Regions from separate parts of the Mus musculus genome. Here region 1 is linked to region 2. Evidence: chromatin loops called from intact Hi-C (ENCODE). Cell type or tissue: left cerebral cortex. All regions are shown on one strand. Each heading gives the region's core, and the rest is flanking DNA. Links, peaks and the distances in the headings are about the cores only.

Region 1 (8,335 bases), core at 123-8,122, 760 kb after region 2:
CAGGCTAGAGCCTACACCAGCTGAACAAACAGGTAGCTAAAGAATATGGGTGTCAGTCTCTGAGGCAGCTTGAGGTGACCAGGTGACTAAGTAGTGGCCACTGGTATGAAATAAACATGTGATGTGGGACCCCCTTGGGGACAGCTTGAAGGAAGTAGGAACACAGACAGGAATGGTGGCATCTGGCAGCTTCTTGCCCCACAAGAGGAAGTCATGTCCCAAGGCTGGTAGAACAGGGAGACCAAGGAAGTCTGGCTTCTGGAGACTCTCCGAAGCCCCTGCCAGGAGTGAACTGTCTTCACATTTCTTCCTTACAAGGAGCAAGTGACCCAGTGTTTTGAGCTACCGTTCTTCTGGATTCTCTGGCCCACACAGCTGGGTCTTTCCTAACCAAAGCAGGGGTGTGTGCTGCCACCTCCTGAGGGACTGAGCAGGGCTCCCCCGGCCTCAGCAGCAGCGCAAAGATGATTCATTTAAAAGCCTTCTATTCTGGATACTACCCTCTCCGTTTCCTACAAACCCAATTACCAAGAGAACAATTGGATTTTTCCAAGTCCCTCAGAATGTTCTCTTTAAATGTTCTTGGTATTAAATAGTAACAGAATTTAAATGGCATCAACAGAACACACAGATGTGACGTGGTGATGAGTTACATAAATGAGAGAGAGAGAGAGAGAGAGAGAGAGAGAGAGAGAACGAGCCCTGGCACACAGGAGCCCAGGGACTGTGGCCAAGATGGAACGGCGTCAGAGCACAACAGGCTGACAGATCTGCCTCTGGCTTCCAGCTGCCTTCTTGCACGCAGACCCTTCTCTGGTTTAGGCTAATCTTTTCTGTCCATGGAGGGTAATATTAAAGGACCAGGACCATACCACTGTTCTGAGCACCAGGGTTGACAGTGAGTGAGTCCGTGTCACCGCCCTGCCAGTCATTGAGCTGTGGGTGGGTCTGCACTGGGTACTGTGCCACTACTTTCTCTTCTTCGTGGCAAAGTCCCTGTGAAGGGCCCCACTGTTGCTTTACCCATCGGTAAATGATATGGAGAGAAGTTGAATCTCATCCTCAAATTCCTCAGCAACCAAGAGGCAGGGTGGGGATTTGAACCCAGCCCTTGTGACTCCCCAGAGCCTGTGCACTCAGCCACACTGCACTGTGAAAGGTAGATGCAGTTGCTGGGCAGTGGTGGCACATGCCTTTAATCCCAGCATTCGGGAGGCAGAGGCAGGTGGATTTCAGAGTTTGAGGCCAGCCTGGTCTACAAAGTGAGTTCCAGGACAGCCAGGACTATACAGAAAAAAAAAAAAAAAAAAAGGAGGAGGAGGAGGGAGGAGGGGGAGGTGGGAGAGGAAGGGGAAGAGGAGAGGGAAGAGGAGGAGGGAGAGAAAGGATGGGGGAAAAGAAGAGGAAAGAAGAAACCAACCAGTATTTGATTAGCTCACACTTTTCACCCAGAGGGCCGGGATACATTCTGCTAGTAAAGCCTGGCCAGGGTGAACCCCCAGGACACAGACTTCTGCCCGTGTTTGTGGCTTCTGCTCTCCACTGGCACACAGGACCTCTGAGCCTCACATCTACATGACAAGCGGAAAGAAGCAAGGAGAACACAAAAGTATGCCCCCAAATTCCTAGCAGACAGCCTCTTGTGGGCACTAGTACCTGCAAGGGATTGTGGGTGAATGAATGTCCTTAGTGCGTCTGTTGGTAAGGCAGGGCTGGGGGTTGGAGCTTGGGTGGTGGGGCAGATAATCTGCATTACAACCTTGAAACTGATTTCTCAAGCTTACCATCCTCCACAGAGTTTCCAGGACCCTGCCCCTGCCTGCAGCCATGCCCAATAAATCCCCTCACCCTGATCCCAGCCTTCCTCTCCTGCCACCCACAACAGAGGGACCCTAGCACCACTCCGTGACCTCCGCTATCCACCAGGCTTTCAGAAAACCATCCAAGAGTTTATATCCCAGGCTACATTTTCGGAGCTTTGGTGAGGCTTGACTTTTAAACTAGAATTTGGAAAGAATGTTCCAGAACACAGCCTTTCTCCAGCTGAGTGTGAGCCATGCTGTAAGACTCGAGTGGTTGCCGTGACTTAGATATGCCTTCAAGCATCTTGGAGATACCATAAAAGATACAGAGGCACTTCAACACAGAGTCCGTAGAAACTTAGTGTGGAAAAACAAAAACAAACAAAAAGTCCCTCTTAGCAGGAAGGATATTCCTGACAGTGAGAAACGGCCAACAAGAGTCAAGTTCTATGATGGCGGTTAAGGGCATCAGACTGGCCATCGCCTTTGAACTCCAAGATCAAGTTGGATCTTTGTGACTTGCTTTGGTTTCTTCAAACGGCAGCAAAATGAGTTAAGAGGGTCCTGGGCTCCCGGCAAATGGAAACATGAATCAACATAGTTGCAAGCTAGTGCTTTGGAACGTGTAGTGGAGTAGGGTAAGACTTTAGATGGCTCTTCTGAGCACCCATGTAGAAATGCAAATCCCCTCAGGAGAGGAGCTTCTAGGAAGCCTTGTGAGAGTTACAGGTAGGAGCTTGGAGCTGCAGCTCACAGCTTAAAAGTTAATGGTGTAGTCAGGGGCATGTGGGGAGGATGTGCCTATTGCTATCGATAAACCAAATAAAATAAACCTGCTTTCTCCTTCAAATGGGAGAATCAGAAGATAAGAAGAAGAAATTTCACAGAAAAGGGAAAACAACGCTACTTTGAAATTTTAAAATCTTAGCTTAGGTTTTTTTTTTTTTTTTAATCCTAAAGTTTCTCTGAAAAGGTATGGTAGGCCCGACCCACAGTAAATGCAGTTAAATTCATGCTGCCCATATACGTGACAGAAGCTCCTGTGCACACTAAATGCAATTAGCATTTATGCTACCACTGTGCGTGTCGAACTCACAAGGACTATTAGGGGGAATGCTAATAGATAAATTCTCCTTTTAGCTACAAGTACAGCATTTTGGAAATAATAAGTCATGTGTAGCAGAGTGGTTTCAATACAGTATCTACCATGTCCAGTAGCCACCCTGTCCTATTACTTCCCAAGATAGGTAGCCCACTGTGAAAGGTAGATGCTGTGTCAGGCAAGGAAAGAGAAAGGAGGGAGGAGGGGAAGGAGGAGGGGAAAGAGGAGGGGGAAGAGGAGGAGGGAGAGGAAGGAAGGACCTTCCCCATCCCCACTTTCCAGTGAGAAGGATGGCTAGTCCAGCTTATGTAACAATGAGCAAGTGAGCCTAAGAAGAAGGTAGCATTTGTCCCAACTACAGGTCTTCCAGACCCAGCTTCAGCAAGCCAACCTCTAAATATGGGAGCATGGCCAGATGAGAGCTGCTAAGCTGCCTGCCTATCCTGGGGCTTTGGCAAATTCCTTTCAGTTCTTAAAGATGTCTTTAGGATCTGAAGCCATTCTTGTTTGTGCATCCTTTAAAAGCTAACTCCCACCAGGGAGTGGTGGCACATGCCTTTAATCCCAGCACTTGGGAGGCAGAGGCAGGTGGATTTCTGAGTTTGAGGCCAGCCTGGTCTACAGAGTGAGTTCCAGGACAGCCAGGGCTACACAGAGAAACCCTGTCTCGAAAAATAAAACCAAAACAGAAAGAAAAGAAAAGAAAGAAAGAAAGAAAGAAAGAAAGAAAGAAAGAAAGAAAGGAAGGAAGGAAGGAAGGAAGGAAGGAAGGAAAGGAGTGGAGAGAAGGAGGGAGGGAGGGAGGGAGGGAGGGAGGGAGGGAGGGAGGGAGGAAAGGAAAGAGGGGTGGAGGGGGGAGAGAGGGGAGGAGGGAAGGACAAAGGGTGGGAAATCTTTAAAATGTAGATTTTATAAAAGAAAAAAATTAAGAAAACAAAAGAAAGGCAAAGAAATCAATCATTGCAGAAGCCATGGAGAGACCTCGAATTATTTTTTTTCCAGGTATCATTTTAACATTCCAGGAGTTTTTTTTTTAATTGATCATTTTATTTATTTACATTTCAAATGGTGTCCCCCTTCCAGGTTTCCCCTCTACAAACCCCCATCCCATTCTCCTTCCCTTTTGCATCTATGAGGCTGCTCCCCACCCACCCACCCACCCACCCACTTCCACCTCACCCCACTAGCACGCCCCTATGCTGAGGCACCAAGCCTCTACAGGGCCAAGGGCCTCCCCTCCCACTGATGACAAATAAGGTCATCCTCTGCTACATATGCAGCTGGAGCCAGGGCTCCCTCCATGTGTACTCTTTGGTTGGTGGTTTAGTCCCTGGGAGCTCTGGGTGGTCATGTTAGTCGATATTGTCATTCTTCCTATGGGGCAGCTCCTTCATTCCTTCCCCTAGCTCTCCCATTGGGTGTCCCCAGGCTCAGTCCAATGGTTGGCTGTGAGTATCTGCATCTGTATTGGTCAGGTGCTGAAAGAGCCTCTCAGGGGACAGCCATACCAGGCTCCTGGCAGCAAACACTTCTTAGCATCACCAATAGTGTCTGGGTTCAGTGTCTGCAGATGGGATGGATCCCTAGGTGGGGCAGTCTTGAAATGGCCTTTCCTTCAGTCTCTGCTCCATTTTTGTCTCTGCATTTCCTTTAGATAGGAACAATTCTGGGTTAAAATTTTTGAGATGGGTGGGTGGCCCCATCCCTCAACTGGGGGCCGAAGACCCTGAATTTCAAGTGTCACAAAACTCCTTACCTGTGAGGCCCCAGAGAAAGGAGGATGCTGACGAATGTTCCCCAGCTCTTTCACTGCTCAAATGAAGACCCAGACAAGACCCTGGGAGCCTGGCGTCCCCTGGTGGCCATTCACATTTAGTTTCCAAGTGCCTAACAAGGGTATCCTAACAGTAGCCCAATTCCTTGACCCTAACAAGGCAAGATATCAATCAGTAGCTCAGGCCAACACATAGCTTATTGTGAACTTGTGTCAGGGGTGATTAATTACAAAAAGAAGGTGCAAATGAGGGATGCCCACAGGAAATGACAACTGCATTTTATGAGCCTTAAAATTCAAACCAGGAGAGGAAAAACCATTCCAATCTAAAAAGCTGGGAATAGGGCCTCTTCCCCTCCCCCAGGTCTATTTAAGAAGGAAGCAAGACTAAATTGTAGAATACAGACAAGAGTTGGGTAGAGCTGGAGGGATTGGAGCCATTTGGAAAAGTTCTTTGGAAAGAAATTCTGGTAGGGTTTTTTTTTTTTAAAGAACTCTTGAGAAATTTAAATTAAATAAAACAGATTTCAAAACACATTGGATTATTTAAAGCAGCCAGTATCGATCACAAATAAATCGCTTCCTTCTTCCAGCTGTGTCCCACAGCTTAACTTGCAAAATAGATAAAATAGGTAAACGAACCCCCTGAATTCAGTCCCCATACCTAATCAACCCCTATTGTTTATCATCATCTGTGTCTCTGCACTAAAACAGTTCTTTGGTGATGCCGAGAATGTATGTGGCAGGCAAGCCCTGTGCATTTGTTAGCTGTAATTATTAGAACAACCCCACAAGGTAGGTATCACTAATCAAGATAGGCATCATTAATCAAGGTAGGCATCACTAATCGCACTTGTCAGATGAATGTTAGGATCTGGAACAAGGATCAGTATGTTCCCAAAGCCAAACTTCTGTGTAGTCATCTCTAACTCTGCCCTAAAGAAAGTGTGCCAGTTCTTAAACCTCTATCTGTATACAATGAAGATAATGCTGGAACTGAGAATTAACATTTATGTGGGTGCAGGACACCTTGCTGGGATCCAGGAAATATTCCAAAACTGGGTTTGTCATGTCCATTGTATGGCGTTGCTATAGCAGTCAGCAAAATCACCCAGTCCGATTTTGTACTTAAAATGGAAAAGATGTGGTATTTGAATTCTGTATTGGTAAGCAAATTAAGGACGCAATGCACACAAAAAGAATAATACTATGCCCAACCTAAAAGAAATGGTGGGGATTACAAGGTACAAGAACTAAAGATGTCTGGTAGGGTGGCTTTCCGTAAGCCCAGGATGGCCCTGACACAGAAGCATCATCATGTTCTAGCCCAGGGCATCATTGTGATGATCACCTTGGCCCTCTAGGCTCTGCTGTGGGGGACTTTCCTCCTGGTGACACCGCATCCATCAGCATCCATATAACATCTCCAGGGTTCCCCTTCCCACCAAGACCTGTTTGCAGAACTTTTGTTTACACCAGTTGTAAGTGACCGGTTCATAGCTAAATAATTCCTTTAAAAAGGTAATGGTATGATTTTTTGAGACTAAAATTAGGACACACACACACATTTTCAAGATGATTCCATGGGTAAGGGTGAGGGTCTCAAAGCCCATACCCACAGTTACACACCCACTCCAACAAGGCCACACCTTCTAATAGTGCCATTCCCTGGGCTGAGCATATCCATCACAATCCTGATGAACAAACCATGTAAACACTTTGCAATGGGTTTCCCTGAGATACTTACTCTGGAGTCAGCATACAACCTGTGGTGACCTGCCCCACTCCAGTGTAGCCTTAAATTTCCCCGCTGCCACAGCCAGAACATCAATACAACACGGCTTTGTTTATTTTGAGCACAGGGCAAGACCAGAACAGGTAAGAGAGGTAGTTTAAGGAATTTTATATCAAGGTATAATTATCAAACAAATGTGCCAATTAATTTCTAAAACTCGGTGTTTGAGCATACCTGCGACCCTCCTTGAAGCTCTGACTTGCCTTTAAAGCTCTCCCTGCCCACGTTTCCGCAAACTCTTCTTCTAGAGCAGTACTTTAGATTCAGCCACGTTTTCTTGCCAGTCCAGAAAAGCGATGAAATGTGTTGATTTCATTTCTATCTCCGGGGATTTTAAAGACTTTAAAAATACAAAATGTAGCCCTGCATCTGACCTGCCTGCTGGGCGTTGGGGTTTCGTAGAAGCACTTGCTGATTTTCAGCAGCTCCTTGCACCCACAACCCAGCCCCATGCAAAGCCCCTTAGCTGCTTCTCTGTGCTTGTTTTCCATTTGGATGGGGGTTTGCATATAGACTGTACACACTTCTCTACTGCATAGCTTGCACACTTGGGTTTCATTCTTTACGCTTTCATTCTAATCATTCTTTAAATCACTTACTAGAAGATCTTTTTCTCTAAAACTGAAAAAAAATTAAATGTGTGTGTGTGTGTGTGTGTGTGTGTGTGTGTACATGTGCATAAGTATGTACAAGTACCCAAGGAGACAAAGAAAGGGAGAAACAGCCCCTGGATCTAGAGTTACAGGTAGTTCTAAGCCACTAGATGTGGATGCTGGTAACCAAACTCAGCTTCATGCTGAGACATCTCACTGAGAGATATATTTTTTAAAAGGTTTATTTATTTATTTTATGTAAGTACACTGTAGCCGTCTTCAGACACCCCAGAAAAGGGCACCAGATCTCATTACAGATGGTTGTGAGCCACCATGTGGTTGCTGGGATTTGAACTCGACCTTCGGAAGAGCAGTCAGTGCTCTTAACCACTGAGCCATCTCTCCAGCCCCTCACTGAGGGATCTTAAGGTACAAAAAGAGAGTGCGGTGGTCTGTAGCACTCACACTCTCAGGCTCAAGTGATCAACAAAGGCCCAGAAATGTTAATGTTTGTCCAGACTTCACCGGACGAACATATGCCTTCACATACCGCCAATATACACTATATTGTTATTGTTATGATTGCTCCATTTTATCCCTTGTCACAGTTGATCCGCTGTGTGGTTAATTTATAAATTAAGCTTGGTTGTGAGCATGCTCGTGGACGTATGAGAACACATAGCACCTGTAATGGTTTGCCACTATCCGCAGCTTCAGATCACCTCACAGTGGCTCTTCACCAAGAACCCACACATTCAGAAATTACTAAGTGCGTGTCCCTGTGCTGATCTAGCCCCAGCCTCACAAGCCGTGCTATCTGTGGCCAGGCAGATCTTTGACAGCAGAGAGGTCATGCACAGAAGAGCACCTCAGCCTTTGTCAAACGTTGAAGAAGGTTAGTTAGAGTCTAACTGAAGAAATCACAGTGATAGACAGAAAACTGCTAGTGAATAGGGACAGGCTATGGGCAGGGTGGGGTTACTCATCCTTAGAAACGGGCTGGGAGGAAGGGTGGATCAGAAGGGAGCCAGGCTTTGTGCGAGAGGAAGTGGAGGGAAAGATCATCAATAGTATGGTGATTGATCAGAGTGAGCAAAGATTCCGAGGAATCTGGCTAGTGTGAGAGCCAGCCAGCCAGCCAGCATCACCATCTAGAAGGGAAGAGACGCTGGCTCAAGCCTGCATTGGAGTCTCAGGTCCAATATGTAGAGGGTTGGTAGAAGATGGTACCACTTTCTAGGTGAGGGAATGTCCCTGGGTAAGCAACAG
Region 2 (8,335 bases), core at 112-8,111:
GCAACTTAGAGGGCTGCTGAGATTTCCCTATGGATCTGTCTGTCTCTCTGTCTCTGTCTCTCTGATAAATCCTGACAAAGTCTGACATTCATTCTCTGTGTTTTTTTTTTTTTTTTTTAAATTTTGAGTCATGATTCAATTACAATGTTTTCCCCTTCCCTTTCCTCCAGACAAACTCTCCCAGATATCCCTCCCTGTGCTTGAAAGTCATGGCCTCCTCTGTTTGTAATTGCACAATGCATATGTGTGTATATACAAAAATGTATATTTCTTTTTTCTTTTCTTTTTTTTTTTTTAAATATACTGACTTATTTATTTATTTTATGTATTCACCAGTGCTCTCTTCAGACTCACCAGAAGAGGGCATCAGATCCCATTACAAATGGTTGTGAGCCACCATGTGGTTGCTGGGAATTAAACTCAGGACCTCTGGAAGAGCAGTCAGTGTGCTTAACCACTGAGCCATCTCTCCAGCCCTATATATATATTTCTAAATATAACATCTATGTGTTCATGTCATTGAAAACGACATCATAATTCTTTGAAGGAGTTCAACTTGGTCCATATTTGACAAAAGGGTTAAAACCTACCGTGTAACTGATTTGTCCTGCCCACAATTAAGGAAAAGCAGCCACTTTCTTCATGAAGTAGAAACTTAAATATTTTGTCTGATAATATTCACGTTACAATTGGGCTAACAGAATTGTGAAGAATTCTGAAGCAGTGCAGATGGCTCACCAGCACAGCCATGTAATGTGCACGTGTCATAGGGGTCACAGTAGAGCACGGGTGGTCAATGCAGGTCAGGTGCCGTGCAGCTCCTGTGTCTGCTAGCATTTACGTTGTTACAGCGGTGTGATCATTACCCATAACACTCTTTATAGTCGGGTTAAACCTAAGAGTGATATCTCCACAGGACCTCCTGTTAGCTCTCAGGGCTGCCATTGCAAGTTTCTGTTCATTTTGCCCATTTGATGGTTTTCTTAGGACGTGGCAGCCTGAAATTCTCACTTGGTAGGTGTCATGAACAGAAACAGACATGCTTATGTCTCTCCATAATGTCAGAATTTATTGACTAATAATACATTCACAGCTCTACTCACTTTGTTGGCTGAAGTGTGACACAAAGTCCTGGTTTCCCTTGATAGCTGCTGAGGCAAACACGGATTCTCTTATTCTAGTCTTAATCACTCATGTTAGCTCTCAGGTCACAAATTACACAGCTCACAGTAAGTCTATCTGTCCTCTGTCTGTCTATGTATGTATGTATGTATGCATGCATGCATGCATGCATGTATGTATTCATCCATCTATCATCTATCCATCTATTATCTATCATCTATTTATCTATCCATCCATCTATTACATCTATCTATCTATCTATCTATCTATCTATCTATCTATCTATCTATCTATCTACCCATCCATCCATCCATCCATCCATCCATCCATCCATCCATCATCTATCTATATCTATGTATGTATCTATCATCTTAGATCATTCCTCTTTATTCTATGTATCTATGTATCTATCTATGTATCTATCTATGTATCTATCTATGTATCTATGTATCTATCTATCTATCTATCTATCTATCTATCTATCCATCCACTCACCCAATTACAAAATGGCCACAGGAGTTAGGGGACATCAGAGCTCAAGGAATACTGCAGAGGAAGAGTGGAAGAGAGCAGAAGGCTGCTAAGGATGCAGAGGGAGTCTGCGGGGATTAGAGGTTCTGCCTTCCAGGTTAGACTTCAGGGTCAGAGCTAAACTTAGAAGTGTGTGTTACAGGACCACTGTAGATGCTGTAGAGACAAAACACAGGATTTGGTCCAGATGATGAATGGCCAGATGATGGATAGCAACGTAGGTAGGTCATCCCACTACTGAGGGCTAGGACTGAGCAGACCTGAAGCTTCTGGGGCAGGCAGGAGTTCTCAGCCTGTGATGCACACAAGGCAGAGTCAGAGGACAGGCCAGTGAAGACCATCGCTATCACAGGTTAGGCCCCCCTCTTTACAGGTCTAGGTGAGGGTGCTGTACCCATCACTGTCTGGTTGTTTTGGGAGTTTTTGGGCTTGGATTTCTTCATACGCTTTTTACATACCCATGTGCTCATACACTCCCATTTTGTTCCAGTAAATTCATAAGATAGCTCCTTTCTTTTACTTCCAATGAGTTATTTATCACTCTGACTTGTGTGTGTGTACCGCCCACAGATGTATTGTTTATGCAAACAGCAAGGGGCCAGGCCATCCTGCTCCTGAGTTTGCGCTTAAGATGGAACCATACACTGTGCGTACAGTGGAGCCTCACAGCAAGGCACGGGGAAATCTCCAGGGTGAGGACATCCATGTCCTTTGAACAACTGAAGCCACTTCAGTGATGTTTCATCCTGTGGGCAGTGTTCAGGGCTTTTCAAACCCAAGGGCCTTGGGGGCGTTTCAGAACTCAGTCTCAGACCTTGGTTGTGGCCGAGTCTGGTTTGTAGAGAATGCTAAGGTGACACAGAACTCTGAGCCCTTTAAGACTAGGGACAGGAGAGCACGCTGGGGAAAGCCCAGGCATGGGGCTAAAGACCTGATGCAGGCTTTTAGTTAGCATCAGCAGCACGCAGAGCTCTGCAGACAGAGATCAAAGGGATCTCTACCGAGTGCTCTTTCTACCTTCCTCCTCTCCCTCCCTCTTCTACCCCCTCTCTCCCCCTATTCCTTTCCCCTCAGTTTTCTGTGTGTATGTGAAGGTAAATATGGCATGTATTTGTGTGTAGAGGCCAGAGGATAACCTTGGGTCTCATTCCCCAGGAGCCATCCGCCACAGAGTGTCTCAGTGTTCTGGGGCTGAGCATGCAAGACTGGCCCGGCTATTGAGCCCCAAGGAGCTGCCTATCTCTCCCTTCCCAGCGTTGGGATATACACTACCATACCTGGCTTTACAAAATGAAACGAAACAAAACAAAACAAAGCACAAGGGTTTAGGAATGGAATGAGCTATTAATGTTTACAAGTCGAGCACTGAGAATATATGTCTATGAATATAAATAAGAAAGAAGGGAAGGGCTTTGTTTATCCCAACTGATCTTTCAAATTCTTTTTTTTTTTTTTTTTTTTTTTTTTTTGAGACAGGGTTTCTCTTTATAGCTCTGGCTATCTTGGAGCTCACTTTGTAGACCAGGTTGGCCTCGAACTCAGAAATCCGCCTGCCTCTGCCTCCCGAGTGATGGGCGTGCACCACCACGCCCGGCTTTTCAAATTCTATCTTTTCCTGGAGGAGGCAGGTGCCTCCGGAAGGGAAGAAGCCTGACCTGTGATGACTCGAAAAGACCACTTGGTGGCAGTGTTTCACTTTGTTTGACGCAGGGCGCCGGACTCCACTACAGTGAAACCTCTTCTGGGAATGTTTTTGGACCATCCCTCAAGTTTCAATTTATGGATATTAGACAAAGATGCAAAATAAGACCCTGAGTGGAAAATAATGGCTGTAACTGATACCTTCTGGCTCCTGATTGTCTTCTTTCCTCCTTACAGTCAAGAGTCAGAGGGAGAAGCCGGGCTCTTGGGGACTGCATACTATGTGAAAGCCCAGGAGGGAAAAGCAAAATTGTATCAACAGGGCAAGCATGCTCAGAAAGGGCGTGAGGCCCCAGAGCCCAAGCAAGTAACCTGCACTGTGGACAGCTGGGGGGATTAATCATAGCCACCTGAATGAGGCTCTGATCTTTTGCAGGTAGCTCCCCAAGGGCAGTTATGAATACAGTCACAAATAACAAACTTACTTTAAATGTTAATGAGATTTTATTTATTTATTTATTTATTTATTTATTTATTTATTATAACTTGATTGTGTGGTTCTCAAGTGTGAATTTCTCAATGATAATGCTATGTGGTTATGCAGTCTCAGAGACAAGACCAGCCACCCAGCCAGGAGTGGTGGTGCACACTTTTAATTCCAATACTCTGGAGGCAGATGTAGGAGGATCTTTGTGAATACCAGATCAGCCAGAGATACACAGGGAGAAGAACATGTCTCCAAAGGAGAAAAAAAGTGTATATATAAAAAGTATATATCTTTAGGATACATATGTGTGTGTGTATATATATATATTTTTTTCTTTAAATGAATTTTGTGTGCCCCTGAGCCACATTCCCAAGATACACATGATGTATATGCAAACATTCTAAACGCAGAAAGGAAGAAAGAAAGAAAGAAAGAAAGAAAGAAAGAAAGGAAGGAAGGAAGAAAGAAAGGAAGAAAAGCATGCTGGTCCCAAAAACTTCAGATAAAGGTTACTCCACCCTCTGGAGTCTGGGTGGAGATCTCTAAGCTCATGTCTCCCCAGTCCTGGGCAGGATAAAGATGGCTGTGTGTGGTTTCCTTAGACTGAGCTGTGGTACCCAAGCTGACTGGAAACTGGAAATAGAGGCTTGTCACCATCTACCTATTGCTCATGCTCACATTTCTCCAGGCTTGTCTCAAAGATGTCTTTTTATGTTTTGTTTTATGTCTAGACTTTGATGTCATTTCCTGATTTCTCCCAATGCAGGCAGCTGCAGAAGTGTCCTGATGGGATTGGGCATTTAAACATAGCAGGAGACAGGTTTCTCTCTTTTTAAAGCACCAAACAAATACCAAGCCTGAGAAGCAGAACAATAGAAATCCTTATAGATCTTGAGCTGGAGAGTCCTGAAGGATACTTAGTTACTGTTTCCAGTAATGAACAAGACAATTATACCGTTTCCGCAGACTCTGCTGTGGTCCCCTAGGGAGGCTGCAGATTGAGACTAAATGTTCATTAGTTCTCTGGTGCTTGGGCTTAGGCCAGGGTCCTCCAGCAATGAAAAGCAGAAAGGAGTTCTTGTGGACCCAGTTCCACTACTGTCTCTGCAGCCCTATTCACTGTGTCCATGTCGTGGGCTGCTCATGGATGCTCCAGCAGATGGCGCATACTTATGAACAGTCCAATTTTCTTCCTAATGGGCTCATGCCAGCTCTGCTTGCTGACACGGCACACAATTTAACAGAGCATTAGAGATGGAGTTATTGGACTGGTGAGATTGCCACCTGGCCTGATGACCTGAATTCTACCCCTGAGACGCACATGATAGAATAAAAGCACTGACCCTGACAGTTGTCCCTTGACCTCCACAGATGTGCCACGTCATCCACGCACACACTCACACGCTCATGTGTGTGTGCACATACACACTCATAACAAATTAATGTAAAAATGAATGGTGCCACATTCACTATTTTTAGAAAGGATTTATTTTTATTTTATGTGTATGAATGCTTTGCCTGCCTGTATCTGTAGCTCATGCATGCAGTACCCATGTATACCAGAAAAGGGCATCAGATACAACCCTGAAGTTGCAGATGGTTGCCTGCCAGCTGCGGCGTGGGTGCTCAGAACCCTGTAGGAGCAGTCAGCGTCTCAGATTATAGAGTTGATGTCTTTCCCCCTTTGTTGCTTCTCTGTAGCAGGGGAGGGTTCACAAGCACGGAGTCCATCATTTGGGTGACGTCTAGATTGAAGGTCAAATTGTAAAAAGCCAGGCATTAGCAGTGCGCAGGTAGGCTCCTTCTAGAATGAAGTTCAAAGGTGCTTTCGATTAGAAAGTACAGTGCCTGGGGCTGGCGAGATGGCTTAGCAAGTAAGAGCACTGACTGCTCTTCCAAAGGTTCCGAGTTCAAATCCCAGCAGCCACGTGGGGGCTCACAACTATGGTCCATCAGTTGTAATTTCTGAAACTGCTGATAATTCTGGGGGGGGGGTCTTCGTTGAAATGTGCGTATAGGGTGTGTGAATGTATATTGGGGTATATGGCACATTTATGTGCTTTTTCTTTCTTCTCCCTTCCTTCCTTCCTTCCTTCCTTCCTTCCTTCCTTCCTTCCTTCCTTCCTTCCTTCCTTCCTTCCTTGTTTATTTATTATATGGAAGTATACTGTAGCTGTCTTCAGATACCCCAGAAGAGGGCGTTAGATCTCATTACAGATGGTCGTGAGTCACAATGCCGGTGCTGGGATTTGAACTCAGGACCTCTGAAAGAGCAGCCAGTGCTCTTAACCACTGAGCCATCTCTCCAGCCCTGGTTCCTTTCTTTATAGATCTGTGAACGTTTTGAGATGTTTTAAACATAAAGGAGAGGTTTTAAAAACTTGCAGTCTGCATGCCTCCTCTCTCCAGTTTAGTGTTCTCTTTAGAATAATTCTGAGCTTTCATTTTGAGAGAGAGAGAGAGAGAGAGAGAGAGAGAGAGAGAGAATCTTAAATGTTGTTGGCAGCGCTGCAGCTGCCGGTGGCCACTGGAGGGCGCAGTTGAACACAAATTGTTTTCCATCCCCCCCCACCCAACTGTGGCCTCAACCCGGGCCACAGGCTAGTCTACCTACACAGCAGCAGCCTGACAAAGGAAGGTCTCTGGGTCTCACTCGGTAAAGGGAGGTCCTGGGTGGGTTCTTGGGAGTATTTCTCGGATGTTCTCCTTCAGGTTGGCCCCAACAGTGGCTCAGGAGTCTCCATTAAATCTCTTGCTCTTGAGGTCCGTAAGCACAGATCTCTCTCGTCTCTCTCATCTCTCTCTCTTGTCTCTCTGATATCTCTCTCTCCTTCCCTAACCCCTTCCTCCCTCCTACACACACACACACACACACACACACACACACACACACACACACACACATTATCTTTCTCTGATACTATGGGACACGCAGGTGTGTTAACATCATAATTTTGTCGCGTTGGTTCTCTTTACCTCTATGTGGTGTCTGGGGACCTGACTCAGGTCTATGGGTTTACGCAGCAAGCACCTTTTACACGAGGAGCCAACTTGGCGGCCCACACCCTCTTCTTGAAGTAGTATTGTGAGCATTCTTCCTGGTGGATTCTTTTTTGTTCTAAAGTGAAAGTTTGATTGCTTCCTAAGGGAGAGACAGGCACATGTTCCTGTGTGGAGTTACCCACCACCATCCGGTCCTGTCTGTGTAGAATGGATGTTAGTAGTAGCAGGAAGGTAGAGACAATATGTCGGGGAAGATGTTTAAACCTTAATGTATGAGATGTCATTTCTCAGAAGCTATCAGTAGACTTATGTGTATTCTTAAGTCAGTGGGCTATGGGGCGATCTTTGCAGCTCTCCGAACATCTAGTCTCCTGAGCAGTCTTACAGGGAGCGGTATTGTGGCTACTTCACAGAGAAGAGAGGCCACAAAATGACCAGAAATAGCTCAGAAACTGGGACCGTTGGGATATGAGGTCTTGCTTGGCCTGCCAAGCACAGCCCATCCACCTCCCTCCAGGCTTAGCCCAATCTTATCCCTGACTTCTCCCGACATCATTCGGCCCTCGGAGGGCACCATGGAGAGATCACAGGAGGGGGTCAATGAGATTTTTATGAACTGAGAGCTTCAAAAATAACTTGCCCTTCCCAAGGAACTGCTGATTTGATTCTTGAAGTAGTCCATCCCATTAATCCAATTAGCTAATGGGAATGGGAGCATCGTAATACACTCGCTCTGGCAGGGGCATCAACAGTCTCGAGTGCTTGACTTGTTTATCAAAGGGAGGTACAGGAGCTCGTGTGAGCTAGGCAGCACTGGCTGGCAGAGTGAAGTGGCCTTGCATCCTGCGGCCAGGGCTTGATTCAGGATGTCTGTTGATGACATCTGCTTAGAGCTTTGTGTTGTTTTTACAGCAATGAAGATTACTGATGAAGTAAAACACACAGGTCTCTCATTTCTGGCCAAGACAGGGTAGCAAGTTAAACTTTCTATCACGAGCAGCTAAAAGACTCAGAAAAAGATTTGCCCACTCTTTGTAGGGTTTTCACAGTAGATGTTACTGCTTGTGGTGCTTGAGGGAGGGAAGAGCAGAGGGCAATGCACGTTTATAATCCTAACTATATGAAGAGAAGCTCTAGCAGAGTGCTCCCAGTGGAAGAGAGAATATTCAATAGAGTGCTCCCAGTGGGGAAGAGAGGTTTCAGCAGAGTGCTCCCAGTGGGGAAGAGGGGTTTCAGCAGAGTGCTCCCAGTGGGGAAGAGGGCTTCAGTAGAGTGCTCCCAGTGGGGAAGAGGGCTTCAGTAGAGTGCTCCCAGAGGGGAAGAGGGGCTTCAGTAGAGTGCTCCAAGTAGGGAAAAGGGGCTTCAGGGGAGTGCTCCCAAAGGGGAAGAGAGGCTTCTGGAGAGTGCTCCTAATGGGGAAGAGGGGCTTCAGCAGAGTGCTCCCAGTGGGGAAGAGGGCTTCAGTAGAGTGCTCCCAGTGGGGAAGAGGAGCTTCAGCAGAGTGCTCCCAGTGGGGAAGAGGGGCTTCAGGAGAGTGCTCCCAGTGGGGAA

What was found. A loop is a pair of places that touch in the nucleus more often than their neighbours do. Peaks named below come from ENCODE experiments on the same cell type or tissue, not always from the same donor. Only the 100,000 strongest peaks of a DNase experiment are listed, where the experiment ranks them.
Region 1: a loop joins it to region 2, with 14 times the contacts of the local background. A loop is called at or near these places in 14 of 42 quality-filtered maps.

The regions. Positions count from the first base shown.
Region 1 is chr13:59,393,013-59,401,347 of GRCm38, forward strand. No RefSeq gene overlaps it. Among named protein-coding and RNA genes, the nearest start is that of Gm34721, 11 kb to the right of the region's middle. In left cerebral cortex, for the core only: a CTCF peak has its summit at 4,770 (motif pointing left); DNase peaks (open chromatin) are centred at 469, 686, 4,763 and 5,007; H3K27ac peaks cover 1,271 bases.
Region 2 is chr13:58,634,206-58,642,540 of GRCm38, forward strand. No RefSeq gene overlaps it. Among named protein-coding and RNA genes, the nearest start is that of Slc28a3, 27 kb to the left of the region's middle. In left cerebral cortex, for the core only: CTCF peaks have their summits at 358 (motif pointing right), 3,328 (motif pointing right), 4,937 (motif pointing right) and 6,314 (motif pointing right); DNase peaks (open chromatin) are centred at 3,339, 4,470, 4,935, 5,367 and 1 more place; H3K27ac peaks cover 413 bases.